Regions from separate parts of the Homo sapiens genome. Here region 1 is linked to region 2. Evidence: read pairs that join two places in POLR2A ChIA-PET (ENCODE). Cell type or tissue: OCI-LY7. All regions are shown on one strand. Links, peaks and the distances in the headings refer to the core of each region. The heading gives the core; the rest is flanking DNA.

The links. Peaks named below come from ENCODE experiments on the same cell type or tissue, not always from the same donor. Only the 100,000 strongest peaks of a DNase experiment are listed, where the experiment ranks them.
Region 1: POLR2A ChIA-PET joins it to region 2 with 7 read pairs; 3 of 35 experiments call an interaction of 5 or more read pairs at or near these places.

The regions. Positions count from the first base shown.
Region 1 is chr1:9,408,968-9,418,144 of GRCh38, reverse strand. No RefSeq gene overlaps it. Among named protein-coding and RNA genes, the nearest start is that of LINC02606, 15 kb to the left of the region's middle. RefSeq lists enhancers at 157-236, 4,099-4,228, 4,239-4,518, 3,674-4,605, 4,606-5,539 and 1 more. In OCI-LY7, for the core only: no CTCF peak of the experiment used is centred there; DNase peaks (open chromatin) are centred at 4,414, 4,874, 5,473 and 7,234; H3K4me3 peaks cover 1,746 bases; H3K27ac peaks cover 4,506 bases.
Region 2 is chr1:9,503,736-9,512,912 of GRCh38, reverse strand. No RefSeq gene overlaps it. Among named protein-coding and RNA genes, the nearest start is that of SLC25A33, 31 kb to the left of the region's middle. In OCI-LY7, for the core only: no CTCF peak of the experiment used is centred there; no DNase peak of the experiment used is centred there.

The sequences.
Region 1 (9,177 bases), core at 2,329-7,328, 95 kb after region 2:
AAAGACGACTCTGAGGGCTGGGGAGAGAGATGCTGATGGGAAGAGGGAAAAGCACCGAAGTCATTCCATCAAAGAACCAGAGCCAGAGAGTTACCACCTGGTTACAAAAGTTATTAAGCGACCCAAGCGGCAGGAAGTCGACCAAGGCTGGTAGGTGGTGGGGTGGGGGAGGCGAGGGGTCCCAGGAAGCTGCCCCAGTTTGGGGATGAGTGTCTGGGTGTGTCTGTGACTGGCAGGAAGCGGAGCAGAGCCTCCTCGGCCGCTGGGTTTGGGCTTCTGTGTCTGTGGGGTACAGACAGCAGCTGCAGGTTGCTGGGTCCCCGGGGCCCCAGAGGCTGTCCTGGTGGTGATGGGGATGGGTGGAGAGCTAGGATGACAGTTATTTCCTTAAGGGCACTTTTCTCAGTAAATGGAATTGTTGTATGGATGACTCTGGAACAAGAATCAACTCCGCGAGGCTTTGTTCGGGCCTCTGGATGCTGAAGCGAGACATCTGAGGGTCTCCAATAATGAGGCTACTGAAGCTCTTCCAGTGGTGAGGCATTTTCCATCCGTGTGACCTGCACAGTGCTTAGCATGTCCAGCCCTTAGCATGTATTAGGTCACTTGGTCGTCCAGCACTCCCGTGATGGAGGCACCACTCCTGCACACAGGGAAACTGAGGTTCGGAATCCAGTCTGGGAGAAGGTGGTGGAGGGTGGAACCGGGATTTGGACCTGGGTCTTTCTTCTCAGCTTATGTTCCTAAGCAGCCACCCTGCCCCCATGGAGGGGACGAGAGTTGCAGCAGGGTCTGCAGCCACAGGGGGAGGTGGATGCCCGGGGCCCTCACCCTAGATGTTGGGCAGCGGCTACCCCTCCGGCCAAGCCCTCGGCCCTTTGCCAACCAGCTGCTCCGGGTTGACCAGGAGTGTCTCCTTCTCTGCCCCTCTGCGTGGGTCAGTAAGGGCATGGCTCTTCTGAGCAACTGGAGGAGTGTGAATGTGAGCGAGTGAGTGTGAGCATGTGAAGATGGAGGAGTGTGTGTGAGCGTGTGTGTGGTGCGTACGAATGTATGAGCATGCATATGTGTGTGGGAGTCTTGCTCCCTCTCTGATCCAACCAGGACACATAGCGGCCATGGGGTTAGCTGGCCTTCGGGGCATGGCGGCCTTCCTGGGGCTGGGACAGATGACGGAGTCACTGCGGGAAAGTGGAAACTGGAGAGGGTGTGGGAAGGAGGCTGTGGCTGAGGGAGGCACAGGGAGCATGGGGTGGGAAATGGGTGTGGGAAAGGTGAGGTACCCTGGAGACTTGCGGGGCAACCAAGAGGTGAGATGAGTGAAAGGTCAAGAAACTTTGGAAATACTCGAGTCACTGAAAAATAAAGGGGGAGGGAATCTTGTCTCATGTCCCCAGGGATGCACCGGGGACACGTTAAGCATGTGCCCTTCTGGAACTGTCCCCACCCACCCTCAGCCTGCGTCTCACTGCTTTCCGCCTTCCGGGTTACCCTGGATGGGGCCTCACTGCCAAGCCAGGACACCATGCCCCCTGCCCTGGCCCATGCCTTCCCTCACCCAGCTTGCCAAAACCCTGCCCATCTTTGAAGATGCGGTTTATGCCTCACCTCCTTCGAGAAGCCATGCAAAGTGTTTCTCCTGCCTGGTCCAAGCTGCTCATTTGCACAGATCTTGACTCTCAACTATACTGGGGAGTCTCTCACGACTTCACCCTCCTGTCCAATGGGGCCAGGCTAGGCTCCAGGTCAACACCATTGTTGATGGTGAAAGCCATGTGTGTGGGTGGGACGTCGGGGGCGGGAGAGATCGCACCCCCTGCCCCGTCCTCAATGAAGCCTCATTCCCATTTTTCTTTAAATATAATAACATTTGGGGCTGGGCGCAGTGTCTCACACCTGTAATCCCAGCACTTTGGGAGGCTGAGGCGGGCAGATCACCTAAGGACAGGAGTTTGAGACCAGCCTGGCCAACATGGTGAAACCCCGTCTCTACTAAAAATACAAAATTAGGTGGGCATGGTGGCTGGCGCCTGTAATCCCAGCTACTTGGGAGGCTGAGGCAAGAAAATCGCTTGAATCTGGGAGGCAGAGCTTGCAGTGAGCTGAGACTGGGCCACTGCACTCCAGCCTGGGTGACAGCAAGATTCCGTTTCAAAAACAAACAAACAACAACAACAAAACCCACCACTACCACCACCACCACCAGAAACATTTGGCAGGATTAAAGATGGGCATTTTGGACTTAGACTAACTTGGGTTCAAGTTCACTCTCCTGCTTAGTGTGTGGCAACCTTTCATGCTGTAATCCCACATTTGGAAATATGAGCATTTGACTTAAGATAATCTAATCATCTCAAAAGATGAAAGAATGGCCGGGCACAGTGACTCATGCCTGTAATCCCAGCAGTTTGGGAGGCCGAGGCAGACAGATCACTTGAGGGAAGGAGTTCAAGACCAGCCTGGCCAACATGGCAAAACCCCATCTCTACTAAAAATACAAAAATTAGCAAGGCGAGGTGGCAGTCGCCTGTAATCCCAGCTACTCGGGAAGCTGAGGCAGGAGAATCGCTTGAACCCAGGAGGTGGAGGTTGCAGTGAGCCAACATTGTGCCACTGCACTCCAGCCTGGGAAACAGAGCAAGACTCCATCTCAAAAAAAAAAAAAAGAAAAAGAAAAAGAAAGAATGTTCCACATAAAGATGTTCACAACAGTATTATTTATAATAGCAAAGAGCTGGAAACTATCTACCTATAGGTATACCTATAGATATACCTTCAAATGGGAGAATGGCTAAATGAATAATGGCATTATCTACTGAATAAATATTAGAGTTTTTTTTTCTTTTTAAATAGAGTCTCTGTTGCCCAGGTTGGAGTGCAGTGTTGCAATTTTGGCTCACTGCAGCCTCCACCTCCCTTGTTCTAGTGATCCTTGTGCCTCAGCCTCCCGAGTAGCTGGGATTACAGGCATGTGTCACTACAACCGGCTAATTTTTGTATTTTTAGTAGAGACGGGGTTTCACCGTGTTGGCCAGGCTGGTCTCGAACTCCTAATCTCAAGTGATCCACCCACCTTGGCCTCCCAAAGTGCTGGAATTACAGGCGTGAGCCACCACACTTGGCCTACATAGATATTTTAAAAGATGGTTATGATGCCTTTCTGGTAACATATCAAGTTTTCTAATAATGTAAAATATAGCATGAGGCTGGGTACAGTGGTTGATGCCCATAAATCCCAGCACTTGGAGAGGCCAAGGCTGGAGCATTGCTTGAGCCCAGGAGTTCGAGATCAGCCTGGGCAACATAGGGAGACACCATCTCTACATACAAAAGTCAGCCGGGTGTAGTGGCATGTGCCTGTAGTCCCAGCTACTCAGGAGGTTGAGGTGGGAGGATTGCTTGAGCCTGGAAGGTTGAGGCTGCATGCAGTGAGCCATGATTGTGCCACTGCACTGCACTCCAGCCTGGGTGACAAAGCGAAACCGTCTCAAAAATAAAATAAAATAATAAAATAAAATACAGCATGAACAACAACCTTACACCCAAATGTCTTCATAGGAGAAACAGCAAAAGAAAACACAGCAGGCCAGGCAAAGTGGCTCATGCGTGTTATCCCAGCACTTTGGGAGGCCAAGGCAGATGGATTTGACCCTAGGAGGCAGAGGTTGCAGTGAGCCAAGATTGCACCACTGCACTCCAGCCTGTACGACAGAGCGAGACCCTATATCGAAAAAAAAAAAAAAAGAAAAAAGAAAAGAAAACACAGCAAAATGTTCGTGGTTAACAGCACTATGGGTAAGTTCAGCTTTGCACTTTTCTATAACAACATGAATAACATATCAAGATTAATTATATTTTAAAAATATCTTTTTTCTTATCTTGAAAGTCATGTTTATTTTTCGTAAAACAATATGAATAAGGAGAAGAAGAAAAACATGTTAACATTTCATGTATTTCCTTCCAGTCCTTTCTCCACACATATTTCCACATCTATAAATAGATAGGCTTTTGACTAGGGAAGAAAAATCCCAAGGAATTTTGGAGGCATTCTCTCTGAGCTTGGAGGTCTCAGTTCCCTGGAAGTTCCCTGCAGCTCTGGGAAGCGCTGGGCGGCTGGCCCAGGCCTGTGGGGTGAGAGCTGCTCCCTGCCCAGGATCTCGGGCCAGGGTGAGCCCATCACCTCACCATCCTCCAGCAGAACGCTGCCCCTCATTGATCCCAGGCCCAACTTCTCCAGTCCAGCCTCCTGGCCCTGGTCCTGCTTCTTGCCTCCCTTTCCAGGGACCTCTAAGCAACCCATTTGCTAATGAATCCTGACCTTTGCAACATCTCAAGCCTCTAACCCGTGGGAGACTTTTGCCTCTTTCAAGTGGTTTGGCAGTTGTTGGCCACGGGTGGGGGATTTTCCGTTTCGGTTCCATGAGTTGGCCAATCAGCAGCAGATTTGGCCCCGGAGGTTTGGTGGGGCCGGGGCCTGCTGGGCCCTGCCCGGCCTCACCCTGCTCAGGTGGGGATACTTGCCACCAGGCTGTGCCAGAGCTGGCTGCCCTGGGCCCCTGGGAATCTGTTGGCAGCACTCAAGTGGCCCTGCAGGGCTGGCGACTCATTCACCCCCACAAGCAAGGCCAGCTCACCCTTCCCAGGCTCAGGGGCTCTCTGCTCTTCCTAAGAAATGCCATGCACACTGGGGATAAGACTCCCTGTCCCCACCCCAGTCCCGTCCCAGCTTGTGGCCACATCTGCCCCCAAGAATAAGATTCTGTGATTCAGAGCTTCTCTATTCCCCCTACACCCGCCCTCCTCCTCCCAGCCTCCGCCCCACCCCCACCATCCTGAGCTCTCAGCAGCTTTCTGATAACCACAGCTGTGTTTCTTTCTTGGTCAGAGGTGAGCATGAGCCGAGAGTCACTGGGCTTTGCCCAGAGCCGACTTTCCCTTGTAGCTCAGCGGCTTGTTTCCACTTAGAAGGCAAAACAGGTCAGGCCAGCGAGGCCCTCCCTGCTGGGTCAGGGTGAGGACAGGGCTGCGGGGGGGGCTGGGCTGGGGACCAGAGCAGGAGGAGCAGGCGCCCAGGGGCTGCCCTTGTAAGTGTGCTCCAGTGCCCAGCACGGTGCCTGGCACACAAAAGGCCCATTGGAGGATTTATGGGACAGACGCTCTTCCCAAGCCCCAAGGGGACGTGGTAGAGGGATGTGGTCACATTTTTATTTTGTGATGATGGGAAGAATTATTTTTGTTTCATTGTCTAAAAGCTTAAGTCTATCCAAAAAACATCTGCTAAACATCCACTGTGTGTGGAATAAGTACTTTTTTTGGTCACCCCATCCCTCACCCGCCGCCCCAGACTTTGTTTCTGTCTCTCTCATGTCTAAGGGGAGGAGAACAACGTTTTGCAGACCTGGTCTCATGACCGGGCCGGTGTGTTGGAATGTAAGATGACTTTCTTTAGCAATGTCCCCTTGAATCCATTAGACATTTATTTTAGGTTGAGATGGTACTTTTAAAACCATTGTTAATGGTTTGAGGAGGCCTCAGACACCAAGGTGCCCCAGAATTGATGGCTGAGCCCACAAGCTGGCTGCTTGCCAAGGTGAAGGCCTGAGCCACCTCTCCCACTCCACCTTTTTTTTTTTTTTTTGAGAGTTTTGCTCTGTCACCCAGGCTGGAGTGCAGTGGCGTGATCTCGGCTCACTGCAACCTCCACCTCCCGGGTTCAAGCGATTATCGTGCCTCAGCCTCCCGAGTAGCTGGGATTACAGGTGCCTGCCACTGTGCCTGGCTAATTTTTGTATTTTTAGTAGAGGTGGGGTTTCACCATGTTGGCCAGGCTGGTCTTGAACTCCTGACCTTGTGATCCGCCCACCTCAGCCTTCCAAAGTGCTGGGATTATAGGCATGAGCCACCATGCCCCGCCTATTTTAATGTTTAATATTAGAAGTTGTATTAGTCCATTTTCACGCTGCTGATAAAGACATACCCAAGACTGGGCAATTTACAAAAGAAAGAGGTTTAATTGGGCTTATAGTTCCATGTGGCTGGGGGGGCCTCACAGTCATGGCAGAAGGCAAGGAGGAGCATGTCCCATCTTACATGGATGGCGGCAGGCAAAAAGACAGAACTTGTGCAGGGGAACTCCTCTTTTTAAAACCATCAGATCTCATGAGACCCATTCACCGTCACGAGAACAGTACGAGCAAGACCTGCCCTATGATTTAATCACCCCCCACCGGGTCTCTCCCACAACACGTGGGAATCGTAGGAGTTACAAGATGAGATTTGGGTGGGGACACAGAGCCAAACTGTAGTTTGCCTGTAGTCCAGGGTGCTTGGGAGGTGAGGTGAGAGGATCGCTTAAGCCTGGGAGGCAGAGGTTGCAGTGAGCTGAGATTGCACCACTGTACTCCAGCCTGGGCAACAGGGGAAGACCCTGTCTAAAAAAAAAAAAAAAAAAAAAAAAAAGAAAGAAAGGAAAAAAAAGAAAAAGGCCAGGTGCGCTGGCTCATGCCTGTAATCCCAGCACTTTGGGAGGCTGAGGCGGGTGGATCACCTGAGGTTGGGAGTTCAAGACTAGTCTGACTAACATAGTGAAACCCCATCTCTACTAAAAATACAAAATTAGCCGGGTGTGGTGGCTCATGCCTGTAATCCCAGCTACTTGGGAGGCTGAGGCAGGAGAATCGCTTGAACCTGGGAGGTGAAGGTTGCAGTGAGCCGAGATTATGCCATTGCACTCCAGCCTGGGCAACAAGAGTGAAACTCTGTCTCAAAAAAAAAAAAAAAGAAAGAAAGAAAAGAAAAGAAAAGAGAGAGGTGGGCAGGTCTCTCCTACATTGTGTTATGGTAGTGTGGTGGTGTGGTCGTGTGGTGTTGTGGTGTTGTGGTAGTGTGGTATTGTGGTGTTATGGTAGTGTGGTGTGGTAGTGTGGTGTTGTGGTGTGGTGTTGTGGTGGTGTGGTAGTGTGGTGGTGTGGTGTTGTGGTGGTGTGGTAGTGTGGTGTTCTGGTAGTGTGGTGGTGTGGTGTTATGGTAGTGTGGTAGTGTCCTGGTCAAAGGGCTTTCTGCCACCACGTTATCTTCTTTTGCAGGCCGACTGTTGCAACTTTATTCTACTGCATTATACAAGCAGGGACTGTGCTATCTGGAGGCCAGACCAGACTGGTAGAGAAGTATCTTAAGTGTTTCCTGACACCACAAATCCCCAAACACACTTGTGGTTCAGTTTCTGCTCACGCTACCCGACTTAAGTAACTTGTGCAGGACTCCAATCATCTCAGCATTAAGCCCTCCTGCACTCAAGGCCTTGCTCTGTGGCCTTTGAGCCTCAGCTTCCTGAGCTGTAAAATAGAGCTAGTAAGACCTTTCCTATAGAGCTGTAGGGGAATGGGTTCACGGCACGGTGGAGCTGACTTGTACTGACTCAGGAGGGTTGACTGATGATTTTCAGAAATCATTGGAGCCAGTTTGTAAATACAGCCATCATTAACAATTAAGTTCTATACACTTACGATTAAATAAATTATATTAAAAACAAAGCTCTAAAGACTCAAGACTCCTGGCTTCCTAATTATCTTACTACATTTTACCTATGCCCTGAGGTTATTTATATCCATGGTCTCTGCCTTGTGGAAGTGCTAGTAATGGTGGCTACTGAACACCTCTTCCCAACTCCACATTCAACAATGTCACTCTGGGACCTCAAAACCAACTGCGCTGGGAGTATTTACACCACAGAAATGGGCAAATGCTCTCAGCCAGGGCTTTCTTTACTCTTTTGTTGATTTTCTAGATTTAAGAAAGCAATGGAGAAAATGTTAATATTGGCCAGGCACGGTGGCTCACACCTGTAATCTCAGCATTTGGGAGGCCGAGGTGGGCAGATCACTGAGGTCAGGAGTTCAGGACCAGCCTGGCCAACATGATGAAACCCTGTCTCTACTAAAAATACAAAAATTAGCTTGGTGTGGTGTCGCATACCTGTAACCCCAGCTACTTGAGAGGCTGAGGCAGGAGAATCACTTGAACCCAGGAGGTGGAGGTTGCACTGAGCCGAGATTGTGCCACTGCACTCCAGCTTGGGCCACAGAGTGAGACTCCAAAACAAAAAGTTAATATTGCAAATTAAACTTGAAAGTGAATTGTACTTCTAGCAATAACATTGTGAATAGTACAAAAGATAAGGAACTATTCTCCCAGTATTCAAAGCTGTTATCCAATTTAGCAAAAAAAAGTAAAGTTCCAATATATAGTTGTCCCTTGGTATCCCAGACCCAGCCACCCAGGTGGAAGAAGGAGCCCAGGACCTGGAGGACACAGAACAGTGGAGGTGTCAGGCCAGGCCTGTGAGGTTTGGAGCTGGACCTGAACAGGATGGGGCCTCCAACTCTATCACTCCCACCCACCAAAGGGCAAGCTGGGCCCTGGCAAGTTGCAGGCCGAGAGTTTGGAAGCATAGGCTCCAGGTGTGAGTTCAAACCCTGGCTGTGACATTTATTTATTTATTTTTTTATTTTGAGACGGAGTCTCACTCTGTCACCAGGCTGAAGTGCAGCGGCGCAATCTAGGCTCACCGCAACTTCCACCTCCCGGGTTCAAGAAATTATCTTGCCTCAGCCTCCCAAGTAGCTGGGATTACAGGTACGCACCACCACGCCCGGCTGATTTTGTATTTTTAGTAGAGACGGGGTTTCTCCATGTTGGTCAGGCTGGTTTTGAACTCCCGACCTCAGATCCTGACATTTATAAGCTTCAATCTTGGGCAACCACTTACCTTCCTTCCCTGAGCCCTTGTTGTCCCATCTGGACCCATTAGTTTCAGGACCCTCCCTTGGATACCAAAATCCACGAATGCTCAAATCCCTTATATAAATTGGTGTAGTAGTTGCATATAACCTACACATATCCTCTCGTATATCTGAAATCATTTCTACACTACTTATAATACCTAATACAATGTAAATGCGGTGTAAATAGTTGTTATACTGTATTGTTTAGGAAATAATGACAAAAATAAGAAGTCTGTACATGTTTGGTACAGATGCAACCGTCCATTTTTTTTGAATGAATATTTTAGATCCATGGTTAGTTGAATCCATAAATGTGAAATCCACAGATTTAAAGGGCCTGCCGAATGTCTTTTTTGTTTCACTGTTTCTTACTCATTGACATACATGAAAATGC
Region 2 (9,177 bases), core at 1,616-6,615:
GAATCACTTGAACCCGTGTTAGGAATGCCTGTTCCCTGGTGCCATAAAGAAATAGCACTTGAACGTAAATTTAATTTCCTTAGCAAGGCCATTTTTTAACTTTCTGCAGAAAGGGTACACTCGCCAGCAGTTTTGCCATGAGAGTACACTGAACAAAGGAGACAGGGTCATTTATAACCTGATGCGTCCACCCTACTGCTGTGTCTGGTTTCCATTGGCTGGAACGGAACCTCGTATTCTGTATTTGTCCTGATTTGCTAGCAACTTAAAACTTCTAAAAAAGGCAAAAACAGAGGAGAACAAAGGAAGGGGGAAGTAACTCGTGGAATGCTGAGAAAGGTAAAAACACCTTCAAATAAGGAAGAGGAACAGGCTATGAGCTAATGCTTGCTTGGACCAGTATAAGCATGCCAGAGCAAATATTTAGGCTAAATTGTGGGAGCTAAGAACATAAAGTACATTGATTTCTTTATTATGGCTAGCAGATATTCAAGAATATTAGCACAGGTCTTTGAATAAATTTTGCTTCTAAGAGAGGTTACTATTTATTCCTAATTAGACAGGGAAGAACATCTTTTAAGAGGAACTTCTACTTTACTTTTTACACCCAGTGGGTGGAGGTTCGATCATGGCACAATCTCGGCTCACTGTACTCCAGCCTGGGTGACACAGCAAGACCCTGTCTCCAAAAAAATAAATAAATAAAAATAAAAATGGCCAAGCGTGGTGGCTCACGCCTGTAATCCCAGCACTTTGGGAGGCCGAGGCGGGCGGATCACGAGGTCAGGAGATCGAGACCATCCTGGCTAACAGGGTGAGACCCTGTCTTTACTAAAAATACAAAAAATTAGCCAGGCGTGGTGGCGGGTGCCTGTAGTCCCAGCTGCTCGGGAGGCTGAGGCAGGAGAATGGCGTGAACCCGGGAGGCGGAGCTTGCAGTGAGCTGAGATCGCGCCACTGCACTGCAGCCTGGGGGACAGAGCGAGACTCCGTCTCAAAAAAAAAAATAAATAAATAAATAAATAAATAAATAAATAAAAATAAACTGTAAACTAAGTTCTCCCCAAAGTTAGTTCAGCCTACACCCCGGAGTGAACCAGGACAGCTTGGAGATTAGAAGCAAGATGGAGTTGGTTAGGTCAGCTCTCTTTCAAATTTTGTCATGGCAGTTTCAGCAGGGCAGAAAGAACCCATCATGGGATTCCATGGCTTCCAGGTGATGAAAGCTCTCTTTCCCCTGGCGTTGCCTCTGCCGCTTTCCCTCCGCCCTCCCTGCTTGCCTGGCGTGGCCTCCTCTGTGGCTCCTTCTCTTCTGCCCCCTGTGCTGGGTCCCAGGCCCACCCTTCTGAAGCGGCTACGTTGTCTGGGGTAAATACCCTGGGGTTCATCGTCTTGCCCCAGAAAAACTTAGGACACGGACACACATGAGGCGTTTAGGAGTGGAGGTTCAACAAGCAAGAGAAAGAGAAAGAAAGAGGAACACAGCTCTCTCTCTAGTGAGAGAGAGGGGACTTCTGAGAGGAAAAGGCTGGCCAGCGGTGGATGCGCCGAATTTGTTTTTGTTTTTGTTTTTGAGACAGAGTCTCACTTTGTCGCCGAGGCTGGAGTGCAGTTGCACAATCCTAGCTCACTGAAACCTCCTGCTCACTGCAACATCCGCCTCCTGGGTTCGAGCAATCTTCAGCCTCCTGAGTAGCTGGGACTACAGGCATGCACCACCACGCCCGGCTAATTTTTGTATTTTTAGTAGAGATGGGGTTTCGCCATGTTGGCCAGGTTGGCCAACAAAAAAAAAAAAACAATCTTTAAAAAAATCAATCAGCAGCCCGGCGTTCCCAGCATCCTTTCCCCTACACTTGGCCGCACATTTTCTGACCCTGCACTGACCTGTCATTGTTCAGGGTGAGCTGTAGTGGATGGTGAAAGTGTTTCTAGAAGTCTTTTCTTCTATTTTTTTTTTTTTTTTTTTTTTTTTGTGAGACAGAGTCTTGCTCTGTCACCCAGGCTGGAGTGCAGTGGTGCGAACACGGCTCACTGCAACGGCGACCTTCTGGGCTTAAGTGAGTCTTCCCTTCAGCTTCTTGAGTAGCTGGGACTAGAGGTTCATGCTACCATGCCTGGCTAATTTTTGAAATGTCTTTGTAGAGATGCAGTCTCATTATGTTGCCCAGGCTGGTCTTGAACTCCTGGGCTCAAGCGATCCTCTCGCCTTGGCCTCCCAAAGTGCTGAGATTACAGGCATGAGCCACCATGCCCAGACATTTTTTTTTTTTTTCAAAGACAGGGTCTTGCTCTGTTGCCCAGGTTGGAGTGCAGTGGTGTGATCATAGCTCACTGTAGCCTTGAACTCTGGCCTCAAGCAATCTTCCTGCCTCAGCTTCTTGAGTAGCTAAGACTACAGGCCTGCACTACCTCACCTGGCTACAGAAGCCTTTTCTATAAGAATTTTACATACACAGACTTGACGACAAACCGCATAGATATTCACCACCAAACTTAGCCCACCTTCTCATCAGATTCCAAACACCTGCATCCATTGTAATGATCCCTGACGGGAGGGGCAACGCACAGTGGGAGGTCAAAATGGAAAGGGTTCATATTTAACCACTTCCCCTTTGCAAGTTTGGCAAAAACATTTGACCAGGAGAGGCCCATTGCTGGAGTCCCTGCAGCTTAAGCTGGGTTTGCCCCTGCGTGAAGCACCTGCAGGAGTTTAGAACCCAAGTTCTCCTTGTGTTGTAGAGAAGACGGTGCCTGTGGTTCTCTTAAGGACATTTGTACATTATCTGGCTGGTGAATCCAAAAGAAAAGCAATAATTTTTTTTTTTTTTTTTTGAGATGGTATCTTGCTCTGTCATCCAGGCTGGAGTGCAGTGGTTCGATCTTGGCTCACTGCAACCTCTGCCTCCCAGGTTCAAGGGATTCTCATGCTTCAGCCTCCCGAGTAGCTGGAATTACAGGCGCGTGCCATCACGCCCAGCTAATTTTTGTATTTTTCATAGAGACGGGGTTTCGCCATATTGGCCAGGCCGGTCTCGAACCTGACCTCAGGTAATCCACCTGCCTGAGCCTCTCAGAGTGCTGGGATTACAGGTGTGAGCCATGGTGCCCAGCCAAAAAGCAATAGTTTAAAAACTTGCTTACACAAATACTCCCACCGCATTTTTCATAACAGCCAAATGTATTAGGGTTCTCTAGAGGGACAGGACTAACAGGATAGATATATATATATATATGGGGGAGTTTATTAAGGAGTATTGACTCACACGATCACAAGGTGAACTCCCACAATAGGCCGTCTGCAAGCTGAGGAGTGAGGAAGCCGGTTTGAGTCCCCAAACCTCAAAAGTAGGGAAACCAACAGTGCAGCCTTCAATGTGTGACCGAAGGCCTGGGAGCCCCTGGCAAACCACTGGTGTAAGTCCAAGATCCCAAAAGCTGAAGAACTTGAAGTCTGATATTTGAGGGCAGGAAGCATCCAGCACGGGAGAAAGATGAAGGCAGAAGACTCAGCAAGTCTAGTCCTTCCACCTTCTTCTGGCTGCTTTATTCTGGCTGCTCTGACAGCTGATTAGATGGTGCTCACCCAGATTGAGGGTGGGTCTGCCTCTCCCAGTCCACTGACTCAAATGTTAATCTCCTTTGGCAACACCCTCACAGACGCACCCAGGAACAATACTTTTGCATCCAAATCCAATCAATTTGACACTCATTATTAACCATCACACCAAACAACATAACAATGCTAATGTCCATCTATTGATGAATGGAAAAATGAAACATAGTATATTACCACACAATGGAATATACATATAAAAAGGGATGAAGTACTGATACATGCTATGAAATGAATGAACCTTGAAAACATCATGGTAGGCCAGGCGCGGTGGCTCATGCCTGTAATTCCAGCACTTTGGGAGGCTGAGGCAGGCGGATCACGAGGTCAGGAGATCAAGACCATCCTGGCTAACATAGTGATATCCCGTCTCTACTAAAAATACAAAAAAAATTAGCTGGGCGTGGTGGCGGGTTCCTGTAGTCCCAGCTACTCCGGAGGCTGAGGCAGGAGAATGGCGTGAACCCAGGAGGCGCAGCTTGCCGTGAGCCGAGATTGCGCCACTGCACTCCAGCCTGGGCAACAGAGCAAGACTCCATCTCAAAAAAAAAAAAAAAAAAAAAAAAAAGCAAGTGAAAGAAGCCAGAGGATAAAGATCACGTAGTGTGTAATTCCATTTATAAGAGATTTGCAGAGTCGGGCGCAGTGGCTCACAACTATAATCCCAGCACTTTGGGAGGTCAAGGCGAGCAGATCACTTCAGGTCAGGAGTTTGAGACCAGTCTGGCCAACATGGTAAAACCTTGTCTCTATTAAAAATACAAAAATTAGCTGGGCATAGTGGCGGGCGCCTGTAATCCCAGCTACTTGGGAGGCTGAGGCAAGAGAATTGCTTGAACCCGAGAGGCAGAGGTTGCAGTGATCCGAGATCATGCCACTGCACTCCAGCCTGGGAGACAGAGTGAGACTCCATCTCAAAAAAAGAGATTTGCAGAGAAGGCAAATTCACAGAGACAGAAAGTTTAGGGTTGTCAGGAGCTGGGGAAGGGAGAATTGAGAGTAACAGCTAAGGGATATGGCTTCTTTTAGAGTGATGAAAATCTTCCAAAATTGATTGTGGTGATAGTTGCACAACTCTGTGAGTCTACTAAAAATCATACAATTTGTCCACTTTTTTCTTTTGTGGCATGGCCTGGCTCTGTCCCTTAGGCTGGAGTGTAGTGGTGCAATCTCAGCTCACTGCAACCTCTGCCTCCCGGGCTCAAGTCATCCTCTCATTTCAGCCTCCTGAGTAGCTGGGACTGCAGGCGTGCATCACCATGCACAGCCAATTTTTGTATTTTTTGTAGAGACAGGGTTTCACCAGGTTGCCCAGGCTGGTTTCGAACTCCTGAGCTCACGCAATCTGCCTTTCTCGACCTCCCAAAGTGCTGGCATTACAGGTGTGAGCCACTGCACCCAACCCAGCTGTACACTTTAAATGTATGAGTTGTATGGTATGTGAATGATAGCTTAATAAAGCTGTTACCAAAAACCTAATCACAACAAAACCCTTACTGATCGCTTTGAGACAGTATTTATTTAGATTCATAATACACATCAACGGGAGGTGTCACTGTGTGAATTCTCAGGGTGATTCAGAGTTATAGAGTCACTTTTGTGAAAACTCCAACTTGGGTCAAGCAGCTTCAGGCCAACACAGGACCAGCTGAAGAGGCTTATTCCAAGGGTGCATGTTCAAAGTCTGGATACCACATGGAACCAGGCTGTGGGGTGATGGAAACTGAGCAGGAATGAAAGGGAACAGGCAGGCCGGACGGGGTGGCTCACGCCTGTAATCCCAGCACTTTGGGAGGCTGGGACAGGTGGATCACTTGAGATCAGGAGTTTGAGACCAGCCTGGTCAACAGGATGAAACCCCATCTCTACTAAAAATACAAAAATTAGTTGGGTGCAGTTGCACACGCCTGTAGTCCCAGCTACTGGGGAGGCTGAGTCAGGAGAATCGCTTGAATCCAGGAGATGGAGGCTGCAGTGAGCCGAGATCTCACCACTGCATCCAGCCTGGGCGACACAGCAAGACTCCATCTTAAAAAAAAAAAAAAAAAAAAAAAAGAGGCCATGCACAAAGGAGAGCTAGTCACACTTGTTTCAGCCTTTAATTGTCATCTCTTTCCCCTCTAAGATACTAAAGCAAGATTGGAACCTGGGACAGTTTTGCAAGCGACAGAATTTTAACCTGGTCTGTGGGGCTGTTGTCCTGCCTTGGAGGGAGGCCAGTTTCTGATGCCAGATTGAATGTAGATGCGATTGCAGCTGCAGTTAGGAAACAGTAGTAAAGCACCCAAGGAAATCAGTTTATTTTCTCTTTTTTTTTTTTGAGATGGAGTTTCGCTCTGTTGCCGAGGCTGGAGTGCAATGGCGTGATCTCGGCTCACCACAACCTCTGCCTCCCGGGTTCAAGTGATTCTCCTGCCTCAGCCTCCTGAGTAGCTGGGATTACAGGCACCCCCCATCATGCTAATTTTTGTATTTTTAGTAAAGATGGGGTTTCACCATGTTAGCCAGGCAGGTCTCGACCTCCTGATCTCTGGTGATCCACCCGCGGCCTCCCAAAGTGCTGGGATTACAGGTGTGAGCCACTGCACCTGGCAGAAACCAGTTTCAGAAGTGAATCGAGAGGGACTGTCACATGCATCAGAGGAGCCCGTTCCAGGGGGACACCGTTAGTCCAGGTGGGTTTTCAGAGCAATTACAGAGAATTTGCTCTCCTTCAAGGTCCAGCATGCAGACCTGCAGGACTTACAGCCTCACGGACAAGCTCTCAGTGTCAGTGGCCACCGTGGACACGTGCTGCCCTTCTTGACCTTGCTGTCCCCGTGTGCCTCCCATGGGTGTGGAAGGAAATGGGTTTAGCTTCTCTTTCACTAGGAACTCACCTGGGCATTAGGCACTATAGTGGGTTGAACGGTGGCGCCCCAAATATATGTCCATCCAGAACCTGCGATTGTGACCGTATTTGAAAAAAGCGTCTGTGCAGATGTGATTAAGAACGTCTAGATGAGGCCGGGCGGGGTGGCTCACGCCTGTAATCACAGAACTCTGGGAGGCCGAGGTGGGCGGATCACCTGAGGTCAGGAGTTCGAGATTAGCCTGGCCAACATGGCGAAACCCCGTCCCTACTAAAAATACAAAAAATTAGCCAGGCGTGGTGGTGTGTGCCTGTAATCTCAGCTACATGGGAGGCTGATGCAGAAGAATTGCTTGAACTCGGGAGGCGGAGGTTGCAGTGAGCCGAGATCACACTATTGCACTCCAGCCTGGGTGACAGAGTGAAACCCTGTCTCAAAGGAAAAAGCAAAAAGAAAAAGAACCTCTAGTTGAGATCATTCTGGATGCCTGGTTGGACCCTAATTCCAATGACTGGTGTCCTTATAAAAAACAGAAGGGGAGACACAGATGCAGAGGAGACGGCCCTGGGAAGACAGAGGCAGAGGTTGGGTGACGCAGCCACAGGTGAAGTCACACCTGGAGCCTCCCAAAGCTGGAAGAAGCAGGGAAGGGTGCTGCCCCAGAGCCTTCGGAGACAGTGTGGCCCTGCCAACACCTTGATTTGAACTTCTGGCCTCTGAAACTGTGAGAGACTCAATTTCTGTTGTGTTAAGCCACCCAGTTTATGGCCATTTGTTACAGTAGCCACAGGAAATTAATACAGTTCTTCTGGGTCTCAGCACCTCATCAATAATGTATTGTCAAATAAAGCAGCGTTTACCACAGGCTGGGGACTATGTAGGTTAAGCCTTTTATCTATTTACACTGTCTAATCCTTGGAATAATCTGTAAGGTAGGTGCTGCTATATTCCGGTTTTGCCAGTGCAGGAGAGCGGCTCAGACTGGGTGAGTGTCCTGGCCGCAGAGGTGGCTGGTGGGGCCCTGCTGTGTGAGCAGGTGGGGCCTGCTGTGGCTCCCTCCTGGGCTCTTGCTCTTGGCCACCTGATACAGGAGCACAGAGAATGTAACATGTATAGCCACCGGCCAGGCCCTGTCCCTGAGATCTTCAATTCTGTGCACTGACTCGCACTCCAGGGGGGCCTGAGAGGCTGCGGGAGGATTAAAGGGTTACGTTCAAGCCTTCAGTGGCAAGGCCTGGAAATGATGCTGAAAGACTCTCGTGGCCCTGCCTGGAAAGACCTTTTTTTTTTTTTTTTTTTTTTTTTTTTTTAATTGAGATGGAGTCTCACTCTGTTGCCCAGGCTGGAATGCAGTGCTGCCATCTCGGCTCACTGCAACCTCCACCTCCCAGTTCAAGAGATTCTTCTGCCTCAGCCTCCTGAGTAGCTGGGATTGCAGGCATGTGCCACCACACCTGGCTAATTTTTGTATTTTTAATAGAGATGGCGTTTCACCTTGTTGGCCAAGCTGGTCTCGCACTCCTGACCTCAGGCGATCTGCCCACGTTGGTCTCCCAAAGTGCTGGGATTATAGGCGTGAGCCCCGGGCCCAGCCTGGAAGGACTTCTCTTGCAGCTCCTCTTCCTGCCCCCGCAGATCCCTACAGTAAGTACCCTGGATGGGAGAGAGATGCTTGGTGGCGATTGAGAGGTCAGCACTGGAAGTCATCCTGGAGACCCGGCCCCTCCTGGTACAGGTGTGGCATTGAGTGTGAATGGAAAGAAAATGTTGGCCCATGGCTTGATATGGGGGCATGGAAACAGGAGCGATGGTGGATGTTGAAGGCTTGGCAGTGCACAAACAGGGCTGCTTCGGAAGGGACCATGCGACAAACAGGGCCCGGGGTGTGGTGGGCTCACTGAGACCCCTGTGATGGGGAGGACCCAGCCTGGCCCTGCCCACAGCCACAGCCTCTAAGGACGGTGGTGCTTCTCCCCCCAGGCTGTCCACTTGCACCCCTCATGCCTCACCCTGGAACCCCAGAAGAAAGCAGCAGTGGTTGTTTAAATAATAAAAAATTTGGCCAGGTGCAGTGGCTCATGCCTGTAATCCCGGCACTTTGGGAGCCCGAGGTGGGTCGATCATTTGAGTGAATGAAAAAATCTCAAGAGTGAATTTTAGGTCAGGAGTTTGAGACCAGCCTGGACAACATAGTGAAACCCCATCTCTTCTAAAAATACACACAAAAAATTAGCTGGTTGTGGTGGTGCACACCTGTAATCCCAGCTACTAGGGAGGCTGAGGCAGAAGAATCGCTCAAACATGGGAGACATAGGTTGCAGTGAGTGGAGATTGCACCACTGCACTCCAGCCTGGGGGACAGAGTGAGACTTTGTCTTAAAAATAAAAAAATAGGCTGGGTGCGGTGGCTCACACCTGTAATTCCAGCACTTTGGAAGCCCGAGGCAGGTGGATCACCTGAGATCGGGAGTTCGAGACCAGCCTGACCAACATGGAGAAACCCTGGCTCTACTAAAAATGCAAAATTAGCCAGGTGTGGTGGTTCATGCCTGTAATCCCAGCTACTTGGGAGGCTGAGGCAGGAGAATTGCTTGAATCTGGGAGGTGGAGGTTGCGGTGAGCTAAGATTGTGCCACTGCACTCCAGCCTGGGCAACAAGAGTGGAACTCCATCTCAAAAAAATAAATAAAAAATAATAAAATTAAAAAA